5 separate regions of the Homo sapiens genome follow, and regions 1, 2, 3 and 4 are each linked to region 5. A link is a loop called in an ENCODE intact Hi-C map of the cell type or tissue named here. Cell type or tissue: heart left ventricle. All regions are shown on one strand. Each heading gives the region's core, and the rest is flanking DNA. Links, peaks and the distances in the headings are about the cores only. Region 1 overlaps EEFSEC (eukaryotic elongation factor, selenocysteine-tRNA specific). Region 2 has its middle 37 kb from the start of DNAJB8-AS1. Region 3 holds the start of RUVBL1-AS1 (RUVBL1 antisense RNA 1). Region 4 overlaps GATA2-AS1 (GATA2 antisense RNA 1). Region 5 has its middle 32 kb from the start of LINC01565.

Region 1 (5,934 bases), core at 672-5,671, 440 kb before region 5:
GAGGAAGGCTGGTAGGTTTTAAGCTTCTGGTGGCTTTTAGTGAGCTCCCTGAGTCTGAGGAGAGGACTGTGACAAGTGGTCCTAGGGCCTGTCATTCCTCTCATCATTCCAGCTTCAGCTTTCTGACCCAGCTGGATGAAGGAGAAGAGGAAGGACACCTCAGGCAGGCAAGGCGGATGCCATCAGCAGGGAAAGTGGGGCTCTGGGGTTGCAGACATGGCAGTGCTGAGCAGTGGCCAAGGGATAGTTCTGCCTCTTGGAGGGAGATGAAAGAATGGACTTTTGGAGAACGCTTGCTGTCTGCTGGACACTGTTCTAGACCCGTGGCTCTTGCTGCATCCTCCCAGCCAGTCTCCTAGGGAGGCGTTTCCATCTACATTGCTCAGCTACTAGAAATGAGGCTCTGAGCAGTAGGCAGTTTGCTGCAGGGCGCACAAGTAGCCAGTGCCAGGCTCTGTTTCAGAGGCCCTGGCTTTGCCCAGAAGCTGCTCTCAGACCTTAGCACATGCCTGCTTCCATAGAAAATTGTGGCTCCTGAGGAACACTTTATATATAAATCAAATTGTCAAAAATAGAGATTTCTGCTTCTATTCTCCCCTCGATTATTTGAGTTTTTGTCTTTTGTTAATTGGGTCTTTTATTTTCTTGTGCTGTGTGATTAGGCTCCTGCTGCTTTGAAGTGGCCTTTGTTGGGTGGGTAGGGAGGACTTAGTTAATGTGGGTGATCCTCTCTTGGCAGGAGAAAAAACAACTTTTGCTGTTGAGAGAGAAGTTGACTTTCCCTCTTTCCATATCTCTTGTGTTGTGATGATTCCTCTCTTGTCTTGAGGCCTTCAGGAAGACTAAAATAATTTCCTTTGTCTCTAACCTACTTCCTGAGGATATTTATTTGGTGCCATGCACAGGTGCTGCTTAAAGATAAACCTGACTTTTTTCTTTCAAAATTAGTGCTTGAAATTTGCTAGCATTGCCCTGTCTGGCAGCAGGAACTTGCCTTGCTTGGCCTGGTGGCTACATCCCTTACCATAGATTTATTTGGGTTGCTTAGAGCTCCAGAGGGTCAGTGGCTTGTCCTTGGTCATTTGACATTGGCACTAGAGCTCAGTCTTCCCAGATACATGACGGTGTGGCACTTGAGGAAAAAATGGCCCTGTTTGTGGTCATTTCCAGGTGAGTTTCAGGATCTTTCGCCATGAACAGTAAAGGCCCTCGGGTTTGTGTTCTCAGCATTCTCTATTTTCTAAAAAGATGATCCAGGGGACATTCAGAGATGATCTTCAGAACTTACGCTCTAGAGAGGAAAGACTTTACATAAGAAGGACTCCATTTCTTCGGCACTTGCTGTCTGACCTCACAGACAAGTAGACCACAGGAAGACTGGAAGGGAGCCCTGAGGTGCTTACAGCACAGCCGTGTTTCCCATCAGCACCCAGCCCTTGCAGAGAGGGCTGACAGACACTTTGGCTGGAAAAAACAGTGTTTTAAAAAATCTCTGCAGTGGCTTGATCAGTACTTTCCAGCAGAACTTTCTGTGATGATAGGAATGTTCTACAGTGGCACGGTCCAACATGGCAGCCACGAGCCTCATGGCTGTTGGAGCACTTGCACTGTGGCTAGTGTAACTAAAGACTGAAATTTTAGTTTTATTTAATTTTAATTAATTTAAATTTATATAGGCACAGGTGGCTAGTGGCTGCTGTATTTGACAGCGCAGGGCTGGATGGACTGAGGAATGACTAGGTTCTGTGTCCCTATTGTAGAGTTGGGTTTGAGCTGTCCCCTACATGTGATTTGGTTATAAGAACTGTCATCTTCCTGAGATGTCCTGGCCTGGGGTGACTACCACAGGCCCTTAGATTCCACCCTCTCAGCTTCTTCACCTTCCTAGTGAAGGACACCTCCACTCTCCCAAGGTGCGGCCCTTGAACTGCTCCTCAGTGTGTCCTCCTCCTTCACCTGCCTCTGGATCCATCACCACGCCTTCTCCCTCCTGCTTGCTCTCTGTCTTTGCATTTCCCATCACCACAGCTGCGACCTGAAGACAGGCTTCTGCTAGTTCCTGGCCGGATGAGTACAGCATTCCCTCACATAGTCTCCTTGATTCCAACCCCCCGCAGAAGGTATAGGGATAGAAGAGAGTTTAAAAACTACTTCCCTGTGTAGAAGTCTTTGTTTGCTCTCTGCTGGCATAAAGGCTTAACTAAGTCTTAGCTGGCTGACGAGGCCCCTCCTGAGGGGTTGAGATCTCAGGACTCCAGGCCGAATGAACCACATGCAGGTCTGTGGACAGACAGACTGTGCTCTCTCATGCTGCATATTCTGGCTACGTGCACTTTTCTGGGAAGGGTCATTGTCCACCCTCCTCAGGCTAGATTAGGTCACCCTCATTTGAGGGCCTGTAACATCCTACACATTCCCCTATGATCTCATTTTCTCCCCATCTTATGCCTTTTCTGTTTACTGGATTATGTTTTCCACTGGACTTGATCTCTTTGAGGGTAGGGGCCTGTTAGCATTCAACTGTATGTCCGAGGGCCCAGGACAGGCCTTGGTACAGAGTAAATATTTGGTGCATGCATATCGGAATGAATGAATGAATGAAGAGGTCATTTCCCACTGCCTGCACCAATTACCCATGCTCTTATGGTGCTTTAAACAACTGGCCAAATAGAGTTCAACAGTGGAGGAAGCTTGCCTTGAGGTTAGACAAGTTAATCTTTCAATGGAAATTCAATCCTCATATTTCATTTTCAGGCCACTTTGCGTAGCAAAGTAGTTTAACTCATAGCAGATTTCTGCCATGCTGATGGTTAATTTCGTGGCCCACAGAGGGTCAGCACACTAATGCCGGGAACACGGCGACCTCAGTGCAGCTCACCGCACACAGTGAGGGCCCAGCGGCCCTGTTGTTTTAGAGAAGCAGTTCTCAAACATCCTTCTGATTTTGAGTTAACAGGGGTGACCCTTTCAAGAACATTTTTAAAAGCTATAACATAGATCCCTCCCAGATCGTATATTTTCCTTTCTCCATGCAGTTCAAAGGGGCTGAGTTGTCTCATAGGTTTTTGCCGGCAATCTTCAGCTTGACCCTGGTTGTTTAAATCTGCCGGAGGAAATTTGAACAAAGTTGTACTTTGGTAATTCTTCTGCCTCTGTGAACCTTTAACCTTGGGGTTTCTTTTCGAGCCAGGGCTGCATTGTCACCAGTCGTCCCTGCTGGGGCTTTCAAAGAGCATTGTCTAGGGCGTCTGTTTTCACTTTGCTACTGGAGTTCTTTTGAGGAAGGGTATTAATTCAGACCTGACTCTGAGACAGGACGAGCACTTTTAAACTTGCCCCAGAGCTTGGGGATGGGGAAATGAGCGTAATGCAAGCCTGTGGCTGATGCCAGTAATTGTTCTGCAAATAGTCTGTGAGGGTGAAGGGAGAAGAGGCCCTCCAGAGGCAGAGGAATGTGCCAGCTGTCCAGTGGGAGGCCACAGCTTTGCCCAGGGTTTGTTGACTACATGACAAAAAGAGGTCACTGTCTCTGATCACTAGTTCTGGGTCCAGAGTTCCTCCTGAATGTAAAATTCCTGGAGTGCCAGGTTGCTAAGAACCTGGGAGGCCAGAGGTGAACCTGGGGCTCCATATACCATTACCAAGTGCTTGCATGGTAAAAAAAACTTTCTGGGGAGAGAGAGGAAGGCTCCCTGAGGCAAGAGGGTAGAGATTTGCTCTGCTGCTGTCCTGGTGCTGGCCTGAGCCTTTCTGAGTGAGTATCCCTCTGTAGACCAGGTCACTCACCTCCATCAGCTAGCCAGTTTCACCCTTTAGTTCTTCTTGTGTCTTTTCACAGGAAGCCCAAGACACCCATAAATGTGAAATGTCACAGTCATAGGCCCCCTGGGGCTTCGAGGCTGTTGTCATGGGTGTGCAGTGTTTGAAACTGGACCCTAAGAGGGGAGGCCCTCTGGTACCTCCCCAGGCATCTCCTTGCTGGTTCTGTCACTTACTCTTTGCGACAGGTTGAGAGTTGTTTGAACATCTGGCTTGTTCCGTGGCTTTCTTTGATTTATTTTCCCAGGATTCTTAGTGTCCTGAAGATTTGGTTAGGCGACCTTATTCCTTAAGCTCAGATGGTATAGAAGGAAAGGTGGATCATGACATTAATTCATTCAACAAACTCCGAGCAACTACTGCTTGCCAGGGGTTGAGTTTCTAGTGGTCAACAAAGCAGAAGTGGCTTCTGCTTTCATGTAGCTTCCTGTCTAGTTGGGGAGGCAGATGGTACAGAAGTAAATAAAACATGCGGAATTATAAATTATGTAAGTGCTAAGCAGGACAAGACAGGATGCCCAGATAGGGACTAATGGATGTGGGGCATCTACTTTAGTTTGGAGGCCAGGGAAGGCCTTTCTGAAGCAATAAAGCTGAAGCTAAACTGTGGCACAAAAGCCCGTCCCTGGAATGTTGGGAGGTGTTCCAGACCAAAGGTGTAGCACACATGAGGGTCCTGAGGCTGGACATCTCCTGGGGCTAGCTACGAGTGAGAGGGTATCAGCTGGTTTTCACACAGCAGACCTGGTGTTGCAGGTATATTTGGACAGATGCATATATCTGGACTCTCTGGAAGTCCCAGTTTTGCTGAAAGATAAGCGTGGCACATCCTATCATTCTGAAATAGGACACGGTGAGACAGAAGAAGGCAGGCCAGCCTTCTGGATATGCCTGGTCTCACTATGGCTATCCTATTGGCCTTTATCCATCCTTAGTCTTATTTCTGGTACTGTAACCCCTTATTTCCATGGTAGAGGGATGGGCTGATGTGGAATCAGCGTTGGCAGGCAATCCTGGCAGAAAGTGAATTAGACATTTTTCACAACTCTGTGATTGTGTTTGGTCATTAAACATTGGCCCACTGGCTGCTTATGACTTGAATGCCACATGGAGGTTAAGGACACATTCCTGAACCACTAACTCAAGAATTAGACATCAGAGATACTAAGTATCTAACATCATAGAATTGTAAATAAAATTCCCCTGACACCTAGACCTCGTCTCACTCCTGGTCAGTGCTCCTTTCCCTGCATAGCCTCACAGAGCACAGGCCCTTCATGCTTCCCTCCATCCCCTTTCCTGCGGGGCTGCCTCTTGGGCTGAAGGCAATGCATGGCGGTGGGGCAGGCGGCATATTTTGCCTTTTCTTTTTCCTCCAGAAACAAGTTTGGCATGGGACTTGGTCAGTCTTGATCTGTGCCTGGAAGTGTGAAGGCGTGGGTGCAGATGTTGGGATAATTTTTGTACCTCAGAACCAGAACTGGACACTCACTGTAGGGAAGACCAGCTCCTCACCCCCCGCCCCGCCTCCCCCGCCTGGCCCGAGGTTCCTGTTGAGCAGGCATGGCCTAGCCTCAGACTTGCATGCATATTTTTCTGCTGTTGATTTTCTCAAATTCTTTCACAAGGGAACAGTAGTTTACATCCTTTAAAGCTTTCTTGAGGCTGGGCACGGTGGCTCACGCCTGTAATCCCAGCACTTTGGGAGGCGGAGGTGGGTGGATCACCTGAAGCAGGAGTTCGAGACCAGCCTAGCCAACATGACGAAACCCCGTCTCTACTAAAACTACAAAAATTAGCCATGCGTGTGTAATCCCAGCTACTTGAGAGGCTGAGGCATGAGACTGCACTCCAGCCTGGGTGGCAGAGTGAGACCACGTCTAAAAAAAAAAAAAGCTTTCTTGGGATACCAGTTTGGTCTTCTGGTGACAGAACCTTGCCCATAGGTTAGAGGAAATAATACTTTCAGCAACACCCCCAGCTTGGGGGATCTCAGAAAGAAGGGCATGTTGCCAACTTTTGAGGATTTGTCTGAGAAACAGCAACCTGGCATCCCCCTAACTCCCTGCTTTTTTTCCCTCTAGAATCAAATAGAATCTCTTTTCCTGGCAAAGA
Region 2 (5,934 bases), core at 530-5,529, 180 kb before region 5:
TAAATAAATAAATAAATAAATAAGAGGAATGAAGTACTGCTATGCACTGCAGCATGGATGGACCATGAAGGCATTGTACTAAGTGAAAGAAACCAATCGTGAAAGGCCACATAATGTGTGATTCCATTTATGTGAAATGTCCAGAAGAGGCAAACCTATAGATGCAGAAAGTAGATTTGCCAAGGCCTGGGGGAGCAGGAAGTGGGGAGTGACTGCCAGTGGAGACAGTTTCTTTTCAGGGGACAGGGTGTTCTAAACTTAGATTGTAGTGATGGTTGTACAACTCTGTAAACATACAGAAGTTTGGAATTGTACACTTTAAGTGGGGGAACTTTATAGCATGTAAGTTATAGCTCAATAAAATTGTTTTTTAAAATTGGTCAATGCTCCATGGCCATTCTCTCTGCCCTGCAGCCAATGCCTGGGGGCAACCCTTGCAGCGGGTGGTTCAGCACCAGAGCCTTGGTGGGTAGGGAACAGAGGCCCTTTGCCTGGGGGGGTGATGGGGAGAATGTGACCTGGAGCTGCGGGAGACACAGAAACGACACCCAGAAACACCACACACCCGCACACACACACTATGCATGCACGTGCACACACGCACACTTCCTGGGGGATGAAATGCAGCCATTCCCAAAGACACCTGGCCCCAAGAGTCACCTCTGGCAGGCTGCAGGAAGCACCCACCAGCCTCCTGGCTTCTGCTGCTGGCTGCTCCCTACACCAGCAGGCTGGGTGCCTCCCCAAGCCTCAGTCTGCTCTTCTCCTCAATGGGCAGAAAGTAACCTGCTTCCCAGGGCTGCAGAAGAGGCCAGTGGGGTTCTATGGTGGAATTCACTTTATTGTTGTTTTTAATTATTGTATTACTTATCTGGTTTGGGGGTGTTTTGGGTTTTTGTTTTGTTTTGTTTTGCTTTGTTTTAGGCAGTCTCACTCTGTCACCTAGGTTGGAGTGCAGTGGTGTGATCATGGCTCACTGCAGCCTCGAACTCCTAGGCTCTCATGATCCTCCTGCCTCAGCCTCCTGAGTAGCTAAGACTACACAGGCATGCACCATCATACTGCCTATTTTTTTTTCTTTATTGGTAGAGACATGGTCTCACTATGTTCCCCAGGCTGCTTGTGAACTCCTGTCCTCAAGTGATCTTCCTGCCTTGGCCTCTCAAAGTGCTGGGATTACAGGAATGAGTCACGGCACCCAGCCATTTATCATTTTTATTAAGGAAATAGTTCAAACATACGAAAAGTGCGCGGAGTATAATACAGTGAACCCCATGTGTCCATACCCACCACAACAAACTACTGACGCACGCAACAAAGTGAATGGAAGTAACAACCTCCGGGACCGTGTCTCCCGCCCCACCCCAATCTCCTCCCCCACTCCTCTCATCTTCTGTGGGCCAGTTCTAAAGCTCGTTCAGTCTAAGGTGGAGACTGCGGCGGAAGTGGTCTTTCTCAGGGAGGCAGTGGCGGGGTGGTCAGGGCCTCTCACCAAGCAGGTAGGACTGGTCAACTCCATGATTCTGAGAGTCTGCGACTCTGTGACTGGTTTTTAAAATTGTTGTTTGTCACATACAGTAAAAATCACCCCTTTAAACATGTAGCTCTGTGCGTTTTGAAAAACACATTCAGTTGTGTAACCCCTACCTGAGTCAAAAGAGAGAACAGGTGCACCCCCATGCTTCATGCCCCTGTGAAAGCACCCCTCGCACACCCGGCCCCAGCATTCACTCATCTCTTTTCCATCACTGTTGTTTTACACTTTCTAGAATGTCACATGAGTGGGATCACACTGTGTGTGGACTTTCCAGCAAGGCTTCCTGGCCTTGGGATTCATGCTTGTGGCTGCACGTCCCAGCAGCTCCTTGGGTCACTGAGCAGGGCCCCGAGGTGTGGCTGTGGACGAGCGGATGGATTCACCTGCGGAAGGACACTCGGGCTGCTTCCAGTTTGGGGTGACTGTGACTAAAGCTGCTCCGAACACTCTTGTGGGGTTTTGTGTGAGCATCGGTGCTTCTCTCCCATAAGTAAACACCTCACCGTGGAAGGTCTGTGTTGTGTGGCGTGTGTTTTACTGCCACGCGGTTTCCCACCCCAGCTGCTGTCTGCATTCCCGCCTGACTGGGCATTTTACCTTTCACTCAACACATTCCCATCGGGCACCCACCCAGGCCAGGCGCGGTGCTCCCAGTGACGGAAATGGCCAGGATGAACGAGCTCTGCCCTCCTGGGCCCTCCTGGGCCCTCCTGTCCTGTGGGCAGCAGGCAAGAAACCAGGCAGCCTGGGGACACGCGGGACCATCTGGCTGTTGGCAAGGGCTCCAAGGGCATGAATTAGGGCAATGCTAACAGGGTGACTGGGGCGGGCCTTGCTGAGGTGAGTTTGAACCGAGATTAAGGCAGAGGGGCCATCCCATCCAAGATCCGGGGGAAGGGTTTCCAGGCGGGGGCCCAGCAGGTGCCAAGGCCCCGAGGTAGGTGAATCGTGTTATTATGCTGTGACTCAGCGACTTTTTGGATGAATGCTGAGTTCCAGGGACCTGCTAGAAACCTTACAGTCATCCCCTGTTCAATCCTCACAGCAGTCCTACGCAGGAGGGGCTACTGTCGCCCCCAGCTTACAGCAGAGCCACTCAGGTTCAGAGAGGTTGTCACCTGTCTCGCTGCACAGGCCACGCGGGGCAGAGCCAGCACTTGAACCCGGCGGGACTCATGGAAGTGCGCTGAACACCTGGATTCCCACCTCAGCTCGAATCCCTGCCTGCAGTCCTGCTGTGTGGCCCTGGGCAGGTCACAGGTCCTCTCTGAGCTTCCGCTTTCCCGTCTGTAAAACCGGGCTGGCGCTGCTGGCCTCGCAGCCCGCCGTAAGCATCCTGTGGGATGAGGTGTGAAAATGTCCTGGAACGGTGGGGCCCTTGCACGGTGGGGTGGGCACGCACCCATTCCGCCCCGAAGGGCCGTAGCCAGCCAGGCCCCCTCCTCGGCCCGCCGCGGGACTGCGCTGCCGCCAGGCGCCGACAGAGGGCAGGAGCGGCCCGCGCCCAGCGGCCGAGAGCGCACGGCAGGGCTGGCAGGGGCGGCCCCGGCGAGGCGCAGCGCGGGCGGGAGCCCGAATGTGGTCTCAGGACTGCGGCAAACACCTGTCGGACTGTCTGGGACGCACGACCTAGGGACACGGACCCAGTGCACGGTGTGGGGGAGGAGGTTAGCGAGGGATCCTGGGCCCACCCGTCTCCGGGCTACCCCACCCCTACCCCGCCAGTCCCCGCCATCCAGCGAGGTGCCCCGGGAGTCTCTCCGGGAGAGCGCTGGCCCCGGGTCTGCGAAGAGCCGGCCTGGGGGGCAGGGCCTTAGGCTCAAAGGCCGCCACGTCCCCACGTGGCTCTGAGCACCGGTGATGTGGCCGTCCAAGATGAGATATACCCAGGGCCCAGTACACCCCAGCTTCCAAAGGCCTTCTGTGACAAAGAGAGACTAAACAATCACACTTATCACCTTTTGTATTGAGCTGAAATAGTAATATTTTGGATCTACTGGGTTAAATAAAATATGAAAATTAATTTCATTTTTTCTTTTTAAAATTGTGGCTAAGATATAAAATTAGGTAGATGGCTCTCACCTGCCGCTTGTGTTCTGTCTCTACAGGACAGGCCTAAGTTGGATGTCTGTGTTATCCCATGTAATCCCGTCCAACTCTCCCAGTGAGGCGTTTACTGTTATTACCTATCCCATTCTACAAACGGGGAAGCTGAGGCGCTGAGCAGTGATGTGACTTGCTCAGGGTGGGTTATGGGCACACACCCAGCAGTGCCCACCCCATGCCCATGTGTACCACACACAAATATTCATAACACATGCAGGGGCCCAGACTGTCAGTGCCAGAGTCCACGGGTAAGATGGAGAGACCCTGAACACAAACACGCTGCCAGCCTCCCAGCTCATACACAAGCGTCACCTGTGCACACCCAGTCTTGTGACAGCGTCAGGAGCACACACATCCACACTGCTGTTCCCAGACCCCCTGCTCACGCCCATGCACACACACCTACAGGTGTGCTGGTCTTCGAGGCAGGCAGTGTGGCCAGCCTCCCTCATGGCCCACAGTGCCATCCAGAAGACTGTATGGGGCCCTGCTGCTGACTGGCTGGTGGGCTCGAGACCCGCCAGACAGTCAGGCCCCTACTCACCTAGGGCTTGGAAAGGGGGCCCTGGCTGAGACTCCATCTGTGTCTGGGGGAGCCAGACCCGAGGGGAGTGAGTGGGCCTACGCGGAGCTCCTGCCCTCCCTGCGCCTGCCTGCCACCCTTCTGTTGAGGGCCCTTCCTCCTGGCTGCAGCCATTTGCATAAAGCTCCCAAGCCCAAGGATCACATTACATGGAGGCCTGATGATAATCTTTGTTGAAATAATATTTAACACATGCTGCACTTTTAATTAACTATCTGAATAATCTCAAATTAATACCAGAGCTTTAAAAATAAGTTTTCATTTTCGCGTTTGGTAACATAATAGCGGCCCGGCTGGCCCGTTTCCCCCTTCTTTGATTTAATTAAAAGCCCTTTTGTGTGTCTCTTGTCACTTCAGAAATGGACAAAAGCCCCCATGTGGGCCAGCCAGGGCTCCTGCTCGGGGTCCAGGTCTGAGGCCAGGGCCAGGGTCAGGGGTACTTAGGGGCCCTGAGGGCAGGTCCTCCACTGAAGCTCCCAGCCTGGCTCTGGCAGTGCCACTGAGGGAGGCCACACATCACACACACTTTTGCCCAGGGACACTGGGGCACGGTCACAGAGGCCAGCAGGCTGCCTCCCATGCATACAGACACACGCTAGAGGCAGGTGGCAATCTCCGTCCCTCGTCCATAACACACACCGGCCAGGCTCTGCAAACATGCCCACCAGACCCATGAGCCTCACGTACCTTCACGCATGCATGTGCACACACACAAAGTCACAGTCACATATACACCATTTGGGAATTGACAACCAGAGCCATTCTGGGCTTGGCATTAACAATTGGCATTCTAAGTCCAGATCCAAGAAACCTGGGGAGCTGCCTGGCCCCGGTGCATGACCCCTGCCCCAGAGTGTGTGATGTGTGTGTCTGTTGCTTCTCTCTCTCCCTGTCCTAACCTGTTGGTTCTGTCTCTGCACCTCTGTCGCAGGCTCAGGACCCCGAGGCCCGCCAGGTGGGCAGCCTCCTGGGGCTGGGTGTGTTTCCCCACTAAGTCTGCTTTCACTCGCAGGTTTCCTCCTGGACCTGAGGAGCAGGCAGGGGTCCTGGGGGCTTCTGCCTTGCCCCTGCCCTGGCAAGCCAAGCCCTCTTCTGAACCCGAGATAGACCAAGGGAAGCTTCCCCAGGCAAGCAGCCCCAGCCAGTCCAGCAGGGAAACTGAGTCCCTACGGAGGCTTAGTTTTCTCCAACAGGTCCAGGTTGCCAGGTGTCTCTCCACTTGGGGGGCCTGAGGCCTTGGGGAACTGTGTGGGAGGGGGTACAAGCCAGACCCACCACAGAGCCTGGAGTCTTGGCAGGGAAAAGTGGAGGTCCCTGGGAGGGTCTGTGCTTCCCGCTGAGGTCCTTGGAAAGCTGGGGGAGGGAGCTGTCGATTCCCCCAGCGACAGGGGCCAGCAGTGAGGCCGACCTGGCCAGGGGTGGAAGCAGCCACCACCTCCAGCTGACTCGTTCCATCGACAAACCCCAGGGAACTGGGTCTGTGCTGGATGAACATATTGGGCCCTGTGTCCTCGTGATATGGGTGGTGAAGGGGTCCCTGCCCTCATCTCACAGCCAGATGGGTGCAGAACATAGTGCTACTGGGAGGAGGCTGGGCAGACAGTGAGGGCACGCGGTGGAGGCAGGGTGAGCGGGGAGGCCACACGCAGGACGCTGTATCTGACACATCGTCAGAAGAGGGGCTCCCAGGGCTGCAATAAGCAAGGCA
Region 3 (5,934 bases), core at 28-5,027, 530 kb before region 5:
CTCAGGCTCCAGACCAGCCAGGCGCTGTGAATTGCTGAGGCAGGCAGGGTGCTTGCCAGTATAAATATGTTAGAAAACCTGCTGCCCCAGGGAAGCAGTAGGCCATCTCTCGTGCCTCAGGTATTCGTTTGCACCTGTGGCCGTGGCCCCTCTTGCCTGAGAGCAAACGGAGCCCACATTCCAGCAGCCACGCACGCTTCAAGATGGCAGGCCCTGGTGTCTCTCCACCTGGCTCCTCCCCATGCACAGGGAACTAATGCACAGTGATGGGGGGGTAAGGCTTACTCTGCTTTTTCCCTTGGGGCAGGCACTGTCCCAGCCACTTCCTACATGTGCTCTCACTTCACCCCACTAGAGGCCCAGGAGGAAACAAGTCCGTCCATTTTACAGGTGAAGAAACTGAGGCCCAGGGAAATAGAGTGTGGCCAAAAGTCACTTAGCTCCCGAGCCAGGACAAAAAGCCTAAGGCTCACTTCCTACTCCAAGTCCCTGTCTGGCTGCTGGTCCTGCCTGCAGGTACTTCTGCTAGGGACGTAGCTGGGGCAAGGAATGAGGAGTCTAGGGAAACAGGCCCCACCCCCGGAGCTTCCCCTTGCTGCCCTTGGCTCAGGGGCAGCACCCGCTTCAACTGGCACTCCGCTCCATCCATGGTGCTGCTTTACCACTGCCTCCCTGGACCTGCTGATGCCCTACCCCATACCCCGCCCCCAGCCTGCTCCTGCTGAAGCCAGGCCAGCATGAAGTCCTCAGGAAGGCTGGGATGAGCCTCCCATCTCATTTCTGAGGGGTCTGAGCCCCATGGCCTGGGGAAGAGCAACGGATTCCTGATGAGGGCCAGGGGATGGGCATGTGGCACTGTCCGAGAGTCAGCAAAAGCCCCAACCTGAGCTTCAGCACCTACCAATGCCTGGTTCTGGAGAGCCAGGTGTGCCCCTAAGTGGTAGTGCCCACCTCACTCCCCTGCCCCAATCCCTTCTAGGGCCACATTACCCACTCCTTTCCACTCAGCAAACATTATTGAGCCTCATGGGGAAATGGAACAGAAGGTGCCTCTCCTCTTAAAAGCTCATGCCCCAGCAGTAAGGGTTCTGCAGTGTCTGTCAAACCTGTGGGCCTTGTTCCCTCTGCTGTCTGCCTGACAAGCTCCTGTTCATCCTTCAAAGCACAGCTCAATAAGGCTAGAAACATCTAAATGCCCATCGGAGGGGGCTGAATAAATTACAGCAGCTCCTCCCTGTGGAAAGGAACTAGGAGGACATTCTTTATATGTTGAGTTAGAAGAATCTCCAAGATATGCTGTCAAGGAAGAATACAGAAAGCAAGAAACAATAGCGTATGCTACCATTTGTGTTTAAAAGGGGGGTAGGAAGTGACTAATAGACTACATCAGGAAAAGGTGTAGCAATTTCCCATAAAACTAGACATACACTTACCCTACACCCAGCTATTCTACTCCTGGGTATTGAAACCCAAGATGAAAATATATGCCTATACAAAGACTTGTACAAGAATGTTCATAATAGCTGAAAAATAGGGAACAGCCTAGGTGGCCATCAACAGGCAAATGGATACATGTGGTGGATCCACAGGGTGGCATTTTACCCAGCAATAAAAAATAAACTATCCATACACACAACATTCAGGAGCTCAAAAGCTAAGTGAAAGAAACAAGTCATGTTGTATGATGCCATTTACATGAAATTCTAGAGCAGGAAAACCTAATCTATTGCAAAAAAAAAAAAAATTCTAACAGTGGTTGCCTCTAGTGTGTTAGAGATTGGCACAAGGAACTTTCTGGGCAATAGTAATATCCTTCACTGGGATTTGGGTTTCATTAGTCAGAACTCATGGAGTGCTCCACTTAGGATTTGTACATTTCACTGTATTTTTAACGTTTAAAAATAACCATAAGCAGCCGGGCACAGTGGCTCATGCCTGTAATTCTGGCACTGTGGGAGGCCAAAGCAGGTGGATCACCTGAGGTCAGGAGTTCAAGACCAGCCTGACCAACATGGAGAAACCCCATCTCTACTAAAAACACAAAATTAGCTGGGTGTGGTGGCATGCGCTTATAATCCCAGCTACTTGGGAGGCTGAGGCAGGAGAATCACTTGAACCCGGGAGGCGGTGGTTGCAGTAAGCTGAGATGGCGCCATTGCATTCCAGCCTGGGCAACAGGAGCGAAACTCCGTCTCAAAAAAAAAAAAAAAAAAAAAAACTTAAAAAACCATAATCAAGTACTGAACTCTAGATAATTATACACATGCTTAACTATTTACAGAGGTTGTTGTATCTGCAACTCACTTTGAAATGCACAGAAGACTGACAAGACTGACTGGCAGGCAGACAGGGGGATGGGCAGTGCAGTGCCTAGATGACAGGGATATGGGGGCTCACCTGCAATCCTTTTTTTTTATTCCCCCAAAGGGGGTGCACTATTCCTGGAGGTACTGCAATACCAGGTGGATGCATGGAGTGGAAAGAGCAAGGTCCTATTCCATCTCCCTGCTCCAAAAATCCATTTAACATACTGTCCTCAGATAGCAGATATTAAAGTGATAAGAACACTACACTTGATCTTAGCCAAAGGCTGAGAGGCGATTGCCTGTAATTCTTGCAGTTTTCCATGTGATATGTTTCATAATGAGTGTTGGGAAGGTCCTGTGAGTGTGTGCTGCCTCACCCAGGTCCTGGCCATCTCTAGAGGAACACACCGGTGTAAGGCAGGCGCTTCCGGAAAGGGAACAGGAGGCAGGGGGCAGGTGTCGAGGTAGGTTTTCACGGTACACGCCTTTGGCAATTTTGCATCAAAAAACTAAGTGTATGCACATTTTTTTTAATTGAAAGCCCAACTCAGCCTTCCCCCACTGCTCCTTCCCCGCATGCACGGGGGGACACACGCCTTCCTCCCTGCCTGCCGGGACTTCAACCTCGCTTGCTGGGAAGTCGCGCACTTTCGTCGCGACTTCCCAAGTCGTGCTGGGTGTGACTTGGAATCTCGGATCCCTGGGCTAGGCCTGGCCACGCCCCCATGGGGGGAGGGGCAGCGCGGCGGGGGCGGAGCCTGGGCCCGAAACGCCACGGGCGCGACTCTGTGCGCGTCCGCCCACACGGGGGCGCTGTGTCCTCGCAAGCTCCCGCGGGGTGCCTCGCGGCCCTGGAACGCTGTGGTTTTCGAGGGGAAAAGTGAGAGTGGCTGGTCCTGCCTCCGCTGCCGCTTGGCCCTGAGATCCCCACTGCCCACGGGATAGGCCCCAGTCCACCCAGCCGGGGCCCCCCCCTTCCCCTCGTCTCGCTCTCCTTGGCAGTTCGGACTTCGGGTCAGTCCCACACTCGCGCCCGGCTGTCCCTGCTGCGCTCCTGTCACTGGCATTGGGAAGCCCTCCGGCCCCCTCTCTGCACACCTGGCACACGGCTCCTCCCTGGCGGCATGTGGGTATTTGGGTTGGGCGAGCCTCTCCCTCCCGATTCCCGAGTTCCGAGTGGGTCCCGGCGGACCAGCGCTATTCTGGAGGGGCAGTGCCTCAGAGGCAGGTCGCTTCGAGTGGGGATTTGTGCGCTCTGGCGCGGAGGAGGGGGGTGGGAAGCCGGCTCTTGCCCTCCTCACCCGGTGGGGAGCGAGCAGGGCCAACGGTGCGCTGAGAGCGCTCAGGGCGTCCCCAACAGCATGACCCGACCCAGGGACGAAGCTCTGGGGGACGGGACCACTTGCGATGACAGCTAAAGGAGCACAGGGGGGCGGCCGGCATGGAGAGGCGGGGCCGGCATTCCTGCGGGCCTGCCGGGAGGGTGGGGAACCTGGGATTTAGCCATGGGACCTGTGGAAGGGTTTTGGGTCGGGGTCCTGACCGTCTAGTCTGGGTTCTCAAAGATGGTTGGGACAGTGGGCAGGCTTGCAAAGACCGAAGAGGCTGGTGGACCTGGTGGCTGAGGCCTAGGCCAGGCAGGGATCGCGGTGGGGAGGTCACAGTAGGTGTGGTCCCTCCTCCCCCCACCCCTCAGGCCTAAGTCACTCAGGCCCTTGTGTCACGGTGGCACCGGGACCTCCACCCACTACATACACACGCGCGCGCGCAGCCCCGTGAAAACCTGCGCCGTGTGCCCCAGACCTGCAGCCCGCATCCCGCCGTGTCCCCCGTTCCCTGCATGCGGCTCCAGTGTAAGTGCAGCGTGCCGTGTGCGGCGTCCCAGCCCGCACCCCGCACCCCACCATGTCCCTCTGGGTGCGGGGTCCGCATGCCCGCGCCCTCCCCGCAGCTGCCGGCGTCCCCATTAATCACGCGGCGCTGACGGCGCTGATCTGCGTGCTGGCGGCGTGACGGTGACGGTGACGGCGGGTGACGGAGCGGGCAATCGGCAGGCGCCCATCGGCCCATCTTATCGCGGCGGCCCAGCCGCCGCCCGCTGCGCGCCGCCCATTGATCGCGCCGGGCCCCTGCCCGGGGGTCAGCGCGGGCCGGGCCGGCCTGACAGCCGCATCCGTCGCCGAGACGCGCGCTGATGGCCGCCCAGCCCGCACGGCCTGGCCATTAATCACCGTGCCTGCCGCCAAGTGACGGGAGGGGCGGCAGGGCAGCAGGGGACGACAGGCAGCCCCCGTGGCCGGCCCACCCCTTCACAGTTCCGGGGCCCTGCTGCGTGGCCCGCCCTGCACCCTAAGCTCCCCAGCCCCCCTGCCCAGGCCTCCCTCACCCCCTATCCTCTTATGGCCTGCTCTCCCCAGAACAAATGGAAGGGGAGTGGCTGCATACTGGAGGAAGCAAGAAAGAGGAACTTCTGTGTGGAGAATGAATGGATGACCACGGATGAAGGGGGTGAACACTGTTCTACCTCCCGAGGGACCTCTTTCCCAGACACCAAATGAGAGCAGGTCTGACCTGACAAACACCAGCACTGGCTGGGACAAGGGGGTGGTCATTTCGCCCCCTCTGGCTGCCTCAGCCCTAGCTGAGCCTCACCCAGGATGGGATGCTAGGGCCCCAGTGAGAAGCAGTGCGTTGTTTCTGGCAGTTGCCCCGTGCTACCCCCTCTGCTCTTGGGCTGTGTGGCCCTGAGCCAGTGCTGGCCCCTCTGGGCTACAGGGCTTTTTCCAAACACAGGGGGATCCTAAGGGTCCTTCCAAGTGCCAGCTGTCTGCGATAGGGAGGGGCAGGGCCTAGCAGGCTGCTTCCTCCAGTTTGACAAACTGTGACCTCTTTCCAAGTGGGCCAGGAATCAGGAACTCTTTACTGCCTCTTAGTCTCTTGGGTACCTGATACAGCTACATGTGGGTCACTTCACCAAGTCCTCACATGGGTCTATGGGATATGAACTTCCCACTCACACACCAGGAAACCAAAGACTCATGGGGCTAGGACCAAGGGCCACACAGAGGAGGAAAATGCAATCAATACCATGCCCTGCTGAGCCCCAGAACCCCTGGGTCCCCTCCCACTGCTCCTCTGCCCACAGCCCTCCAGAGCAGGGCCTTCTTGGGGTACCCCAGCTGCTCTGCCCAGGGCTGGCCAGTTTCTGAGGGATAGAGGTCGACTGGGAGTGCAACCCCAGCCCCCTTCTGTACCCCCATTTTATTACACAAATGGCTAAGGTTTGCTAACCAAGAAGTCACTCTCTGGTGTGACAGCATGATTCATTTAGTCCTAAAAAACAAACTATCCTACCAATCAATCTGGCAGGTGCAACCCTAAGACATGTGGCAGTAAGAAGGTATCTGCACTGAGAAAATGAGGCAGGGCACAAGGTGGTTTCCCTGCCAGGGCCAGGGACGCGTCTTTCAAGAGCCCTTCCCAGTCTCACAAGTATCTCTGGGGCCATTAGCACAGGAGACAGGGCGCTGGGATTTATGTGAAAATTCCTCCCTCCCTCTCCTCAGCCACCCAATCAGCTCCCTGGGTGGCACCCAAGAGAGCCTGCGCTGAGAGCCTGGAATATTCA
Region 4 (5,934 bases), core at 263-5,262, 110 kb before region 5:
GTGCCTACAGGGCCTTTTCTACTTCTGTCTTGTTTCCTTGGAAAGGGGGTTCCAGGCCTTGCACCTCCCCACCCCACCTGCCTCCTGCCTACTGGGCGGAGCTGGGCTGGCCAGGCCAGAGCTGGCTGGAGCCTTCCAGTCTCTGGTCTGTGGCCAGGTTCACAGCCTTGAGAGGGCAGGAGGTATGAGGCCTGGAGATGTGGGGCCCTCAGGGTGGGGTGGATGAAGAGAAATGGAGATTCAGTGACAGAAAGATCCAGAGAGACAAGGAGTGGGGAAAGAGATGGGAGGCCCAAAGACAGATTTTAAAAAAACAATGAGGAAGAGGCACTGGTGGGGACAGGCCTGGAGCTTGGGGACACTTGGAGACAGACAGAAATAAACAACTAAAAAGTGGCAGAAAGGGTCAGAAAGATGGGAATAAAAGCAAAGAAGGTGATAACCACAGAGACATGGACAGAGACAGGAGAGAGATAAGAGAGGACAGAGAGATAAGACAAAAATAGAGAGATTCAAAGAGAGGCGCAAAGAGCCAATGCGAGAAGAGGGACGTGAGAAGGGCCCCAGAGAGAAGAGTGGGGACGCAAAGGAAAGATGGGCAGGATGGGATGGACAGACTGAGATGGAAAGGCCGACAGGGCTTAGCCGCCAAGCTCGAAGGAAGCGCGGGAGGCCGGGCGCCGGGCGAGGATGGGCTGGGCATGAGCTGCGGGCCGCGGGCAGGGCGGGACACCAAGGCGCGGGCGGTGGTGGCGGGCAGGGGGCTCCGCGCGGGGCTGCGCCGCTGTCCGGGGTAATTTTTCATCTCGGCCGGCTAATCTTTGTTCCCGGCGAAGATAATGAATAGCCAGTCGTTATCTGCCCGGCTCCCGGAGGCTGCCCGAGAATGGGGTTGTACAGGGCTGGGAATTGTTTCCAAAGTGCCGCGGAATAAATGGTGTTCCTTATCTCTGCCTTCCAGATTATCGGAGCCCTTTCAGAGAGCGCACAACAAATGCGCCCGCCATCGAATGCATCATTTACCACCGCAGATCCGAGCGCTGATGGGCAGGCAGATAGCCCTCTGCTGGGGGCACGCGGGCTCCCCGTGCCCGTACCACTCGCCTGCCTGCCGGGGCCACTGAGTGTGCGCCCCGGTGTGCCCGGCGTGTTTGGATGGACACGTGGGTGTGCCAGTGCATGGGCTAACGCCGATGCAACTGTGCGGGTGTGTCAAACAAGTGTACCACAAAAAAGTGCAGGTGTGCGAGCCCATCCATGCACACGCATGGCAGGCGTCTGTGCTGTGTCCGGAGGCGGCCGATGAGGCGGGTGGAGGGTTCACACAGGAGGCGGTGCTGCACTAAGCTTGTGGGCAGGCATGCGGCCCAGGGTGGCTGGACACGTGGTGGAGGAATGGGAATGCAAGCCCGCGTGTCCGAGTGCAGCGGATGAGCATCCTGCGAGTGCCTCACTGTGTCTGCCCTGGAGGTGGCTGTTTAGGGGAGCACGCCGGAGGCCACTAGGGTGGATGTGCTGTGTGCATGCAAGTGCCCACCCTACGTTGTGTTTCGGGGCACACAAGCTACCTGTGCCTACCGGGATGAGCATGCAAGTGTCACCGCTCCCGCCGGGCGTGCTTGGGGTGTGCTTGGGTCTGCGTGAGGCTGTGTGTGTCCTGCCGTATCTCTGCCCAGGTGTGCCCTGGTGAGCTGAGAGAGGGGCACGGGGAAGGGCAGTCGTCGGGGCCTGTCCGTGTGCCAGCGTGGGTGGACTCCGGGCTGGGGAAGCGACAGGGAATGGTGTGTGCCGGTGTGACAGACGCCAGAGCGGCGGGGTGGAACGTGCTGTGTCACGGGAGACTTTCTTGACCAAAACGGAATGTGCGAGTGTGGAAGGAAGAGGGGCCGTCCGCGGAGTTTGGGGACACCCGGGCGTCCGAGCCCCAGAGCCTCTGCAGCTGGGACAAGGAAGCCCGAGCCCGCCGCCTGAGGTCCCCGCGCCGTTAGTGACACGCGCCGCCGACAAAGGCTGTATTTTTCCAGGCTCGCGCCCCGCCCGCGCGCGCGCGATGGTCCCCATGGCGACGCAGATAGCGCCGCAGCCATTTTCCCTATCTCCCCAGAGTCTATTATACGGCGGGATTAGCTCATCTCCAGGCAGGTCAAACCCAAAGTCACACAACCTGCGACGCGGGCCCCGCCCCCACTCCCCGGCCGCCCCTCCCCTGCCCCGGCCCCGGCCCCGGCCCCAGCCCGGCGACCCCCGGCTGCTGCCCAAGCGCAGGCGCAGAGCGCCACCTGGCGGCGGCGGGGTCTCGGGTGGGGTCCGCGGAGCCGGTGCCCGTGCAGAAGAGGTGGGGTGAGGGTCTCTACCTCCAGAAGGCGGGCTCTCTGGGAGCAGGGGCTTTGCTTTGTCACTGCTGTTCCCCAGGGCCAGACTAACACACAGTAGGTGCTCCATAAGTGTTTCTTGAAAGGATGTTTGGAGGGATGGATGGATGGATGGATGGATGGGCAGGAAATTATAGACGGGGGCAAACTGCCAAAGGCTACAGTTTAGTTGGCAGCAAAAAAATCGTTTCTGAGAACGCATCCCACTGAATTTAGAATAAAAGCCAAACTCTTAGAACCTATGTAGTGGCCCTTACTGACCTCTCAGACCTGATTTCCTTCTTCCTCACTGCAGCCACAATGACTCTCTTCTTGTTCCAGAGTGTTCCCACCCCAGGGCCTTTGAGTCTACTGTCCCCTCCACCCCGAATGCATTCTGACTCCACTCAAGTGTCACTCTCCAAGAGCCAAGTTGCTCCCCTGTCCCCTGCTCTTCTCTGTCTATGCATTCTTTTATAGTGCTTAACACAGTCTGAAATAGTCTCGCCCCTGTGTGTGTGTTGTCTGACTCCCCCTCTAGAATACCAGGATCCTTGGAGGTGAGGGAGTTCCTGTTTTGCTTGTGGCTACAGCTCAGCCACTGGAATCATATCTGACAATTGGTTGGCATCAGTCGCAACTCTGGGAATGAGGGAATGAGGACTAGAGGGGGCTGGACGGGCCCAGCCACCTGCCTTCATCATTGTCATTTCTCTTTATCACTACGGTAACTCCTCCTTCCCCTCATGACTTTGGAAGTCATTCAGCAGCCACTCCAGCCCCACCAACCTGCCCCTATCCCAGAGGGGCCTGGGATGGAGGGAGAGAACCACTGAGGCCCCTCCACATCCCTGCACCCGCTGTGCCCATGGGGGCGGAGAACACATCTGACCCGGCTCTGAGGGAGCCGTGGCCTCTCTAGGGAGGGCTGGCCTGCTGGTGAGACTTCACTCATAATACAAGATAATTATACCAGAGTTGTCATGAGGCGGTGGTGATTAATTGCTGTGCGTGGGGCACGGACGGACAGCGAGGTATAGAGAGTGGAGAGAAGGCCGCAGCCCAGCTGGGCTTCCAGGTGGGAGCTCAGCCTCCCCATCTCTGCCGTGGAAGGGACTCAGAGGTGTCAGGCCAAGCATGCAGGCAGGCTTGTGACAAACTCCTTGGCCAGGAGCTCTGAGAATTAGCTTCACTTCCCTCAGAAATGCCCCAATTCCCTCCTGGAAGAGGAGCTGTGTGACAGCTCAGGCCAGGGGGTCGGGACTCCCCCCATCTCCTCCGCACACACATACCCCTGCACACATACCCAGCCACGTACAGCTGGGTGGCTGTACGCAAGTCATTTTTCCACTCTGAGCCTCAGGGTCTTCCTCTGTCCACCTCCCCCCAGGATTACTGGCAGAATTAGGTGTGAGCTTGCATTTAAAAAGAGGTTTGTTTTGTAAACCCAGGCTTTGCAAATTGGCAGCCCAAGTCTCGGGGGCCTGTGCAGTGACTGATCATTACCAACATTTCGAAGTGAGAGATGTCACATAAAGAGCGTCATTTCGAGCTTCTCTTGAAAAGTTGTAAGGTGAGCTACCCTGGGACTGTATTCCTGAATGGCAATGTGATGGCAGAGTCCTGCAGTATTACCACCTGTGGACTTGTGCACCAGGGTTCCCACCCACCCACTTCAGGCCCTTGGTTCAGGGATGTGCCCGTCATGGAAATACCAGGTGCTGTGGCTCTGCTGGTTTTGGCTTTCCTTCTCTGTAACCTTCCAATATCTTTCTCCTTCCAGGTACTGTAAACCACTTAGTAATTAATTAGTTAATAAATTCATCTCATCAGCACTTTTAAATAATGTGCTAGGCCACACTGTCATGGACCCCAGATATACAGCAGCAAACAAAGCAGCCATGGTACCTTCCCTCAGGGAGCAGTCAGTCCAGTGGAGGAGTCAGATATGACTCACCACACAGATCGAAAAATCTCCACAAATTATGAGAAGAATGCTGAGGGAAGAAAGAACATAGGTGGACCGCTGCTGAGTCCAGGCTTACTTGCAGAGATCTATGCTGGCCAGGCCCTGTGCTAGGCAGCAGAGGACATGGAATAAAATCAAATAAGGTCACTGTGTGCAGGCACCTCACGGTGTGGTAAAGGAGCAGCCCCATCCACAGGTTCTATTAATTCCAGCCTGTGAGAATTGGAACCACAGGGTGAATTTTGGAGGACAGGCACTTACACTAATCTGGAAGCATAATATATAAAGAGTACCTACAAATCAATAAAAAAAAATAGAAAAAAAAAGAGCAAAGTATATGAACAGAAAATTCAATGAAAAGGAAATAGAAATGGCTCTTAAATGAATGAAAACATACTCTCACTCAGAGAAATGAAAATTTAACCCATGTCAAGATACTTGGGGTGAAGGAAGTGTTTTAAAATTCGATTGTGGTGATGGTTATAACCCTATAAATTTACTAAAACTTATTGAAGTGTACCTTTAAAACAAATGAACTTTATAGTATGTCAGTTATATCACAATAAGGCTATTTTAAAAATAAAAACACTTTGAGATACCATTTTATACCTGTTGGTATTAGCAAATGTCAAAACACTGGATAATGCATTATGTTCCTAAAGGCATGGGGGAGACGGCCTGGGGCAAGCGTCCACTGATGCATTCTTGGGTTGGGGTGGGCAACAGGACGCTGTCAAACATACAAATACATTTACGCTTTGAGCTGGGAATTCCACTCATAGGACTTCATCTGATATATATGCTTTACATCTGAAAAATGTATAAGGAAATTCACCACAGCCTCATAGATTATGGCAAAAGTTTGGAAACAAAAGATGTTTGTCTACAGGTGAAAGGTTATGCCACTGTCAAAAAAAAAAAAAAAAAAAAAAACAGAGAGAGAGAGAAAGAAAGGACAAGAAAAAGGAAAGAGTAGTTCTTTGCATACTGATACGGCATTATCCCAAGATAGAATTTGTGTGAAAATAAAGGTGCAGTACAGTGATGACAGTGATGTGTTACCACTTGATTAAGAACTGGGGTAAGGAGAGAAAATATATACATTTGCTTACATATTTACAGAATTTCTCTGGATGGAAAACAAAAGAAGCTGTTAACAATGGTTGACATCTACCTGGGTTTGGGACCTGGGTTTGGGTGGCTGGGGACAGGGATGGGAGAAAGATTTTCATGGTGTACCCTTTGATTCCTGTTGAAATTACATAGACAGATAGATGATAGATAGATAGATAGATAGATAGATAGATAGATAGATAGATAGATGGAGAAATATATACACAGTCACATACATACACACACATATATATATCCTGTATAGGAAAACGAGATTAAAATGCACAATGAAAACTTTTTGACTACAAAGTAAAGATGGAAAAAAGTTTGCCAGGAAGAAAAGCTGGGGGAAAATTCCAGCCGCTGGCTAAAACATAAAGAAACAAGAATTCCCTTGCCCTATTACCAGGAATGTAAATTGTTCCAACTATTTTGCAGAGTAATTTGCCTGTTTCTGGCAAATCTGAAGATTGGAATGCCACACGGCCCAGCCATTCCTTT
Region 5 (5,934 bases), core at 505-5,504:
GAGGCGGTTTTGCTCTGTTGCCCAGGCTAGAGTGCAGTGGTACAAACATAGCTCACTGTAACCTCGACCTCCTGGGCTCAAGCAATTGCACCTTGGCCTCACAAATAGCTGGAACTACAGGCATATACCGCATGCCTGGCTAATTATTAAAATTTTTTGTAGAGATGAGGTCTCCCTCTGTTGGCCAGGCTGAACTCCTGGGCTCAAGCGATCCTCCCACCTCGGCCTCCCAAAGGTCTGGGATTATAGGCATGAACCTCTGTGCCAGATGGGAAAATTATATTTTTTAAGTAATATCTCTCAGGTTTTAAATGTTGAAAATGAATTCATCTTTCAGTAATGATAATAATATTCTATAAGGAAAAGAAAATACATCTGCCAGCTAGGAGATGGCAGCCTCCAATTAGGAGCAAGGAGGTTCACCAGATCCCATGCTATCTGGTCAGTTGGTGTCAGGAGGGAATAAAACTATCCCATGCAAAATTTTCTGATCATCTTTTCCAGCCCGGCCCAGGACTGATTCCAGCACCTACCTAAGTCAGATCCTAGCCAGTCCTCAGGGAACTAGGTATGGAGCAGTGGACAGAGAAGGATAATTAAAGCAATATAGTGTGACATCCTGTAAATGAATGGAGACTTTCCAGAGGAATTCACAAGAAATTGCTAACACTGTGTTTCTCTGGAAGAGAAGCTGGTAGGAAGCCGGAGATTCTGCTTGCCTCTGTATACCCTTCTGATCTGTCTGGATCCTTAGTATGAGCATGTGTTAACTCTTACAATTGGGATTTTTTTTTTTTTTTTTTTGAGATAAGGGCTCACTCTGTCACTCAGGCTGGAGTGCAGTGGTGTGATCTCAGCTCACTGCAACCTCAACCTCCTAGGCTCAAGTAATCCTCCCACTTCAGTCCCCTGAGTAGCTGAGACTACAAGTACTCGACTCCGTGCCCAGCTAATTTTTACATTTTTAGTACAGATGGGGTTTCATCATGTTCGGCAGGCTGGCCTCGAACTCCTGAGCTTGAGCGATCTGCCCACCTCAGCTTCCCAAAGTGCTCGGATTACAGGCATGAGCCACCACGCCTGGCCTTTTACAATTTTTAAAATCTCTCTTTGTTGTTACAAACAGGGTCTTGCTACGTCACCCAGGCTTGCCTCAGACTCCTGAGCTAGAGCGATCCTCCCTCCTCAGCCTCCCAAGTAGCTGGGACTATAGGCCCATACCACTTTTACAATTTTTAAAACACAGAAACATTTTGTAATGAATCTGGATATAAACAGATGTGGTGATACCATCACAACATTGTAACCCCAGTGCACAGAGACCCCAGCAAGGCAGTAACCATGTCTATGAGAGGGAGAAGGAAAGTAGCACTTAAGCTTTCCCAGGAGTAACCCTGGGGGTGGGTTTTAGAGAATGAATAGGAGTTTTTCAGCGGGGCGCGGGGGCTCACACCTGTAATCCCAGCACTTTGGGAGGCCGAGGCAGGCAGATCACGAGGTCAGGAGATCGAGACCATCCTGGCTAACACGGTGAAACCCCGTCTCTACTAAAAACACAAAAAATTAGCCGGGCGTGGTGGCGGGTGCCTGTAGTCCCAGCTACTCGGGAGGCTGAGGCAGGAGAATGGTGTGAACCCAGGAGGTGGAGCTTGCAGTTAGCCGAGATCGTGCCACTGCACTCCAGCCTGGGCTACAGAGCCAGACTCCATCTCAAAAAAAAAGAGAATGAATAGGAGTTTTTCCAGGCAGACAAGAAGGAACACTTCGAAGACCCAGGACACCAGTAGCTGTGGGGATCACTGGGGAAGGTTTTGTGGCATTTGTGGAGGTGTTAAGCCTTGAAGGAGGGGAGAATCGGAGTGAGACGGGGGTTAGGGTAGGGAGTGTAGCACAGGCATGGACACAGCACAATGCCAGGGACAGTGGGATCTGGCTGCAGCTCCAGGAAGGCCATCTCCCTGATGTCAGGGAGGGGTGAAGACCTAGGTTCAAGTCCAGGTTCTCCCAATTACTTGGCGTGAAGCCTTGAATTTGCCCTATCCATGCCCCGTTCGCTCACCTGCTAAAGCAGGGATGTGTAGCAGGGCGTAATGGCGCACGCCTGTAGTCCCAGCTACTCAGAAGGCCGAGGCAGGAGGATGGCTTGAGCCCAGGAGTTTGAGGCCACTCTGACCAACATAGCCAAACCACATTTCTAAATAAGTAAATGGAAGCGTGGAAGTTGTGCCCTACTGAGAGTGTGTATGAGAAGCACCTGAGAACCACAGCTAATGAACTGCCCACAGGCTGTGAGGAGTTTGCACCGGTCCTCATTGCCTTGCTCAGGGTCAGCCCAGGAGAGGGGCCGCCCCACCCAACGCTGCCACACAGGCTGGGAAAAGCCATGGCTCTCCAACGGGCATCCACACTCCCGGCTAAGCAAAGGCTCTGCAAAGCTGGGGCCAGACAGCCACTCAGTGTCTGCTGTTTCCTCTGGCCCTGAATCGCAGGCCGCGCTGGATGGCTCTGGTGCCAAAGGGTGGCCTCTGAACAGGAACCTCGGCCTGGGAATGTCCCTGGGACCCCACAGGACCTGACCCGGAGCCACCACTAGAAGCCGGAGCTCCCAGGCCAGGGCTGCGGGAATGGCCCCGGGTCCTCTGCCCAGGGCCTGCAGGTGCTCCAGGTCAGCGGGCGACTTTGGCCGCTGCAGAGACCGAGATACGCGGGGTAACAGCCCGTTCCGGAGCCGGTCATCAGGCGCCAAGCCCCGCTGGGCTCCTCGCAGCCGCGGGACCTTTCTCCGCCCTTCCCGAGGCTGAGTTTCCTGAACGGGAAGCTGCCGGCCCGCGGGGCAGCCGGGAGCAGCCAGGGCGTGAGGACGTGGGTTCCCGTCACCCCCGGCTTGGAACAGCAGCGCCGCAACAACCGCTGGCGTTCATCGAGCCTCTCAGCAGCCCTGCGAGGCGATCCCGGGGAGAATCCCACGCCACAGCCGAGGAAACTGAGGCAGGCAGGGTGACACACAGCCCAGTAGTGGCGGGCGGGCGCCCAGGCTGCCACCGCGCTGAGGACCGGCCCCTCTGCCAGCCGGGAGGTGCGCGTGGCCTAGGCGGGGGCGCCCTCTGGCGGCCGCGGGTTCCAATCCCTGCCGGCCTCGCAGGCGTGGGGCAGGACAGCCGCGCTCTCGCCAGGGCCCAGAGCCCCACTTTGCCAAGGAGCTGTCGCTGGAGCGGTGACTTTGTTCAGGGCCGAGAACCGGAGGAGGAGGCCAGACTTGCTGCTGGGCAGCTGGCACATGGGACATGGGGTGTTATGACTCCAGCATTTATGGAGCGCCTGCTGTGTGCTCTGCAGGTATAGTCCCATGACCACCCCCCGAGCATGGGGTTATCTCATTCTTTTTTTTGGGGGCGGGGGGGACGGAGTCTCTCTCTGTCGCCCAGGCTGGAGTGCAGCAGCGCGATCTCGGCTCACTGCAACCTCCGCCTCCCAGGTTCAAGCGACTCTCCTGCCTCAGCCTCCTGAGTAGCTGGGATTACAGGTAGGCACCACCACGCTAATTTTTGTATTTTTAGTAGAGGTTTCACCATGTTGGTCAGGCTGGTCTCGAACTCCTAACCTCATGATCCACCTCCCTCAGCCTCCCAAAGGGGTTATCTCATGCTATGGATGAGGCCCTGAGGCTCAGAGACCCGTCTGACTCTAAAGCCACCCATTAGGACTGACCCCAGACAGCCCCTTAATAGCCACTGGGTTCCACTGTGGCCAGGGGAGTGTGGCATGAGGCAAAAGGGACCATTTCCCCTCTGAAACATGAGCTGAACTAGATCAGTGTTTTGCCAGCATTCAGGTCCACCTTGCAGCATGTGCAGGACGCACCTATCACCCGTGTTCATATTCACATCCTAACGCCAGGCCTACACAGTACTGACCATGGGCACCACCTGACCGCTGTCAGCTTATTTGAGGATCACACCAACAACCACGCTCTTGTTAGAAATTAATATGACCCCGTTTTATGAATGGAAAATGGAGGCTCAGAGCAGCTGAGCACCTTTCCACAGTCACACAGCCAGGTGGCGTCAAATCCAGCAACCCAACCCTGGCCACCGGCTCCCGGCCTCTGCGAGGTGGAGCTTCCAGCTAATCCAGCTCCACTCTGCTCAAGCCATTTTTCTTTTTTTTTTTTTTAAAGAAATGAGGTTCACTATGTTGCCTCGACTAGTCTTGGTTCCGGTACTCAAGCTGAGTATGGGAATTAAAAGCATGAGCCACCACCCAGGCCTATATTCTTTTTTACAATTTATCCCTAAACGAAACTTTGTATCTCTGACATAAGTGGAAAATCACTTTCACATGGCTAAATACAGGTAGCTGTAAAAATCAAATACAATTTATGGCCAGTGCTGTGGCTCACACGTGTAATCCCAGCACTTTGGGACGCTGAGGCGGAAGGGCCACTCGAGCCCAGGAGTTTGAGACCAGCCTGGGCAGCATAGTGAGACTTCATCTCTTAAAAAAGAAAAAAATAAATCAAATACAATTTACATCAAATAAAGTGATCCAGTTCTGACCAGAGAGAATGGTCAGCAGAGAGTCTGGCATTCTAGACAGGGTTCCATTTCCATTGAAGAGGTTTCTGTGTTACAAGCAAGTGAACTGGTGGGACACTGCCTGGTTTTCTCCTGAATCCCACCCCACTGCGGCACAGATCTCACTCCCCATACCCCAGCAGCACCTCCTCCCAATCCCCAGCCTCTCCACTGCAACATGAAGCATGGAAGAAAGATGAAGGTGTGTGTGTCACTCGCTGTAGAGTGCTGAGAGACGCAGGGAAGACAGAGGCATAGGTGTCCGTAATTGGGGTGCAGGTGGTGAGACACGGGGAAGATGGTGGTGTGGGTGTCCATCTCTGCTGTGAGGTAGAGGGCAGACCCCATGTAGATCTAGGGTCATGAGTTAGCCTTGATATATGAGTGGTGACTTACATGACAACTGAAACCAGTGCCATGGTCTGAATGCATTTATCCCCCCAAAATGTACCTGTTGATGTCCTAATTCCATAGTGATGGTATCAGGATGTGGGGCCTTTTGGGGGTGACTAGGCCATGAAGGAGGAGTGCTCATAATTGGGCTCCAAGCCCTGATAGCAGAGCACTGGCTCGGCACGCCAACTTCTGCCTGCGAGGACACAGTGAGGACACCGGCAGGCTGCATCCCGGAAGACAGCCCTCTGCAGAGCCCGCCCCTGCTGCCACTCTCATCTTGGAGTTACCACCCTCCTGAACTGTGAAAAAGGAATGTGTGTTGTTCTAAGTACCCCGATTGTTGTTATTTGTTATCACAACCTGAACAGACTAAGACAGGCAGCATGAGCATGTGCTCTTGATCGACATGGACACAGATAAATGAAAACCCACCACACATTCCCCAGGGTGTACACACACCTGTCCCCATGCGTCTCACACAAGATGCGCTGGAGGTAGGAAAGGGGAGGGAAATTGGGGCTGGGAAGCAGGAAGACGCAGCGAGCCCAGAGGGCATGGTGCCCTGATCTGATGAAAAAGATAAAAATAGAACGAACTAGAATCAAATGCCCCGCATAGGGCCCGGCCAATTCTAACCCTCAAGCCCCCCACACCCAGCTGTGGACCCTGGGACAGCCACTGTATTATCTGCGCCTCTGCCTGTCCACTGGGGGCCCTGCGGGCAGGACTGCTGTGTTGCCTCTGTGCCTGGCCCATGGATGTCTGACTATGGGTCTCTGTAAACACGGGGGCAATGTCCCCAGTCCCTCAGAGCAGCCACACCAGATGGGCCTTCCAGACTGGCTCTGTCAAGACCTGAAATTCCCAAGTCCTTAAAAGGCTGCAAATCCTCCCCCCACTCCACAAAGACAACACACAAATAAATCATAACTGCTGTGTCCTAAGCACATCGTGTGTGCCTGGA

Evidence for each region. A loop is a pair of places that touch in the nucleus more often than their neighbours do. Peaks named below come from ENCODE experiments on the same cell type or tissue, not always from the same donor. Only the 100,000 strongest peaks of a DNase experiment are listed, where the experiment ranks them.
Region 1: it touches region 5 in a loop (3-fold over the local background); 31 of 110 quality-filtered maps call a loop at or near these places.
Region 2: it touches region 5 in a loop (12-fold over the local background); 79 of 110 quality-filtered maps call a loop at or near these places.
Region 3: a loop joins it to region 5, with 4 times the contacts of the local background. A loop is called at or near these places in 28 of 110 quality-filtered maps.
Region 4: it touches region 5 in a loop (2.9-fold over the local background); 20 of 110 quality-filtered maps call a loop at or near these places.

Annotation. Positions count from the first base shown.
Region 1 is chr3:128,164,799-128,170,732 of GRCh38, forward strand. All of the region lies in intron 1 of EEFSEC (eukaryotic elongation factor, selenocysteine-tRNA specific), which reads left to right. Among named protein-coding and RNA genes, the nearest start is that of EEFSEC, 14 kb to the left of the region's middle. RefSeq lists a silencer at 3,208-3,502. In heart left ventricle, for the core only: no CTCF peak of the experiment used is centred there; no DNase peak of the experiment used is centred there; H3K27ac peaks cover 912 bases.
Region 2 is chr3:128,423,481-128,429,414 of GRCh38, forward strand. It overlaps a transcript of EEFSEC not described here. Among named protein-coding and RNA genes, the nearest start is that of DNAJB8-AS1, 37 kb to the right of the region's middle. RefSeq lists enhancers at 2,730-2,929, 4,008-4,566, a cis regulatory region at 2,802-3,482 and silencers at 2,930-3,239, 3,270-3,319. In heart left ventricle, for the core only: a CTCF peak has its summit at 3,013 (motif pointing right); a DNase peak (open chromatin) is centred at 3,091; H3K4me3 peaks cover 413 bases; H3K27me3 peaks cover 1,484 bases.
Region 3 is chr3:128,072,648-128,078,581 of GRCh38, forward strand. RUVBL1-AS1 (RUVBL1 antisense RNA 1) reads left to right here and starts at 3,163. Exons shown (of 2, transcript NR_046645.1): 1 at 3,163-3,432. It also overlaps a transcript of RUVBL1 not described here and the pseudogene RNU2-37P. RefSeq lists silencers at 2,820-2,869, 2,880-3,319, 4,661-4,760. In heart left ventricle, for the core only: CTCF peaks have their summits at 3,114 (motif pointing right) and 3,331; DNase peaks (open chromatin) are centred at 3,104, 3,774, 4,054 and 4,159; H3K4me3 peaks cover 2,325 bases; H3K27ac peaks cover 836 bases.
Region 4 is chr3:128,495,738-128,501,671 of GRCh38, forward strand. GATA2-AS1 (GATA2 antisense RNA 1) reads left to right here. Exons shown (of 3, transcript NR_125398.1): 3 at 5,872-5,934. Among named protein-coding and RNA genes, the nearest start is that of GATA2, 5.5 kb to the left of the region's middle. In heart left ventricle, for the core only: a CTCF peak has its summit at 2,295 (motif pointing left); DNase peaks (open chromatin) are centred at 2,014 and 2,281; H3K4me3 peaks cover 1,037 bases; H3K27me3 peaks cover 3,486 bases.
Region 5 is chr3:128,605,425-128,611,358 of GRCh38, forward strand. No RefSeq gene overlaps it. Among named protein-coding and RNA genes, the nearest start is that of LINC01565, 32 kb to the left of the region's middle. RefSeq lists a silencer at 2,994-3,193 and an enhancer at 3,204-3,383. In heart left ventricle, for the core only: a CTCF peak has its summit at 3,113 (motif pointing left); DNase peaks (open chromatin) are centred at 2,498 and 3,097; H3K4me3 peaks cover 1,071 bases; H3K27ac peaks cover 712 bases.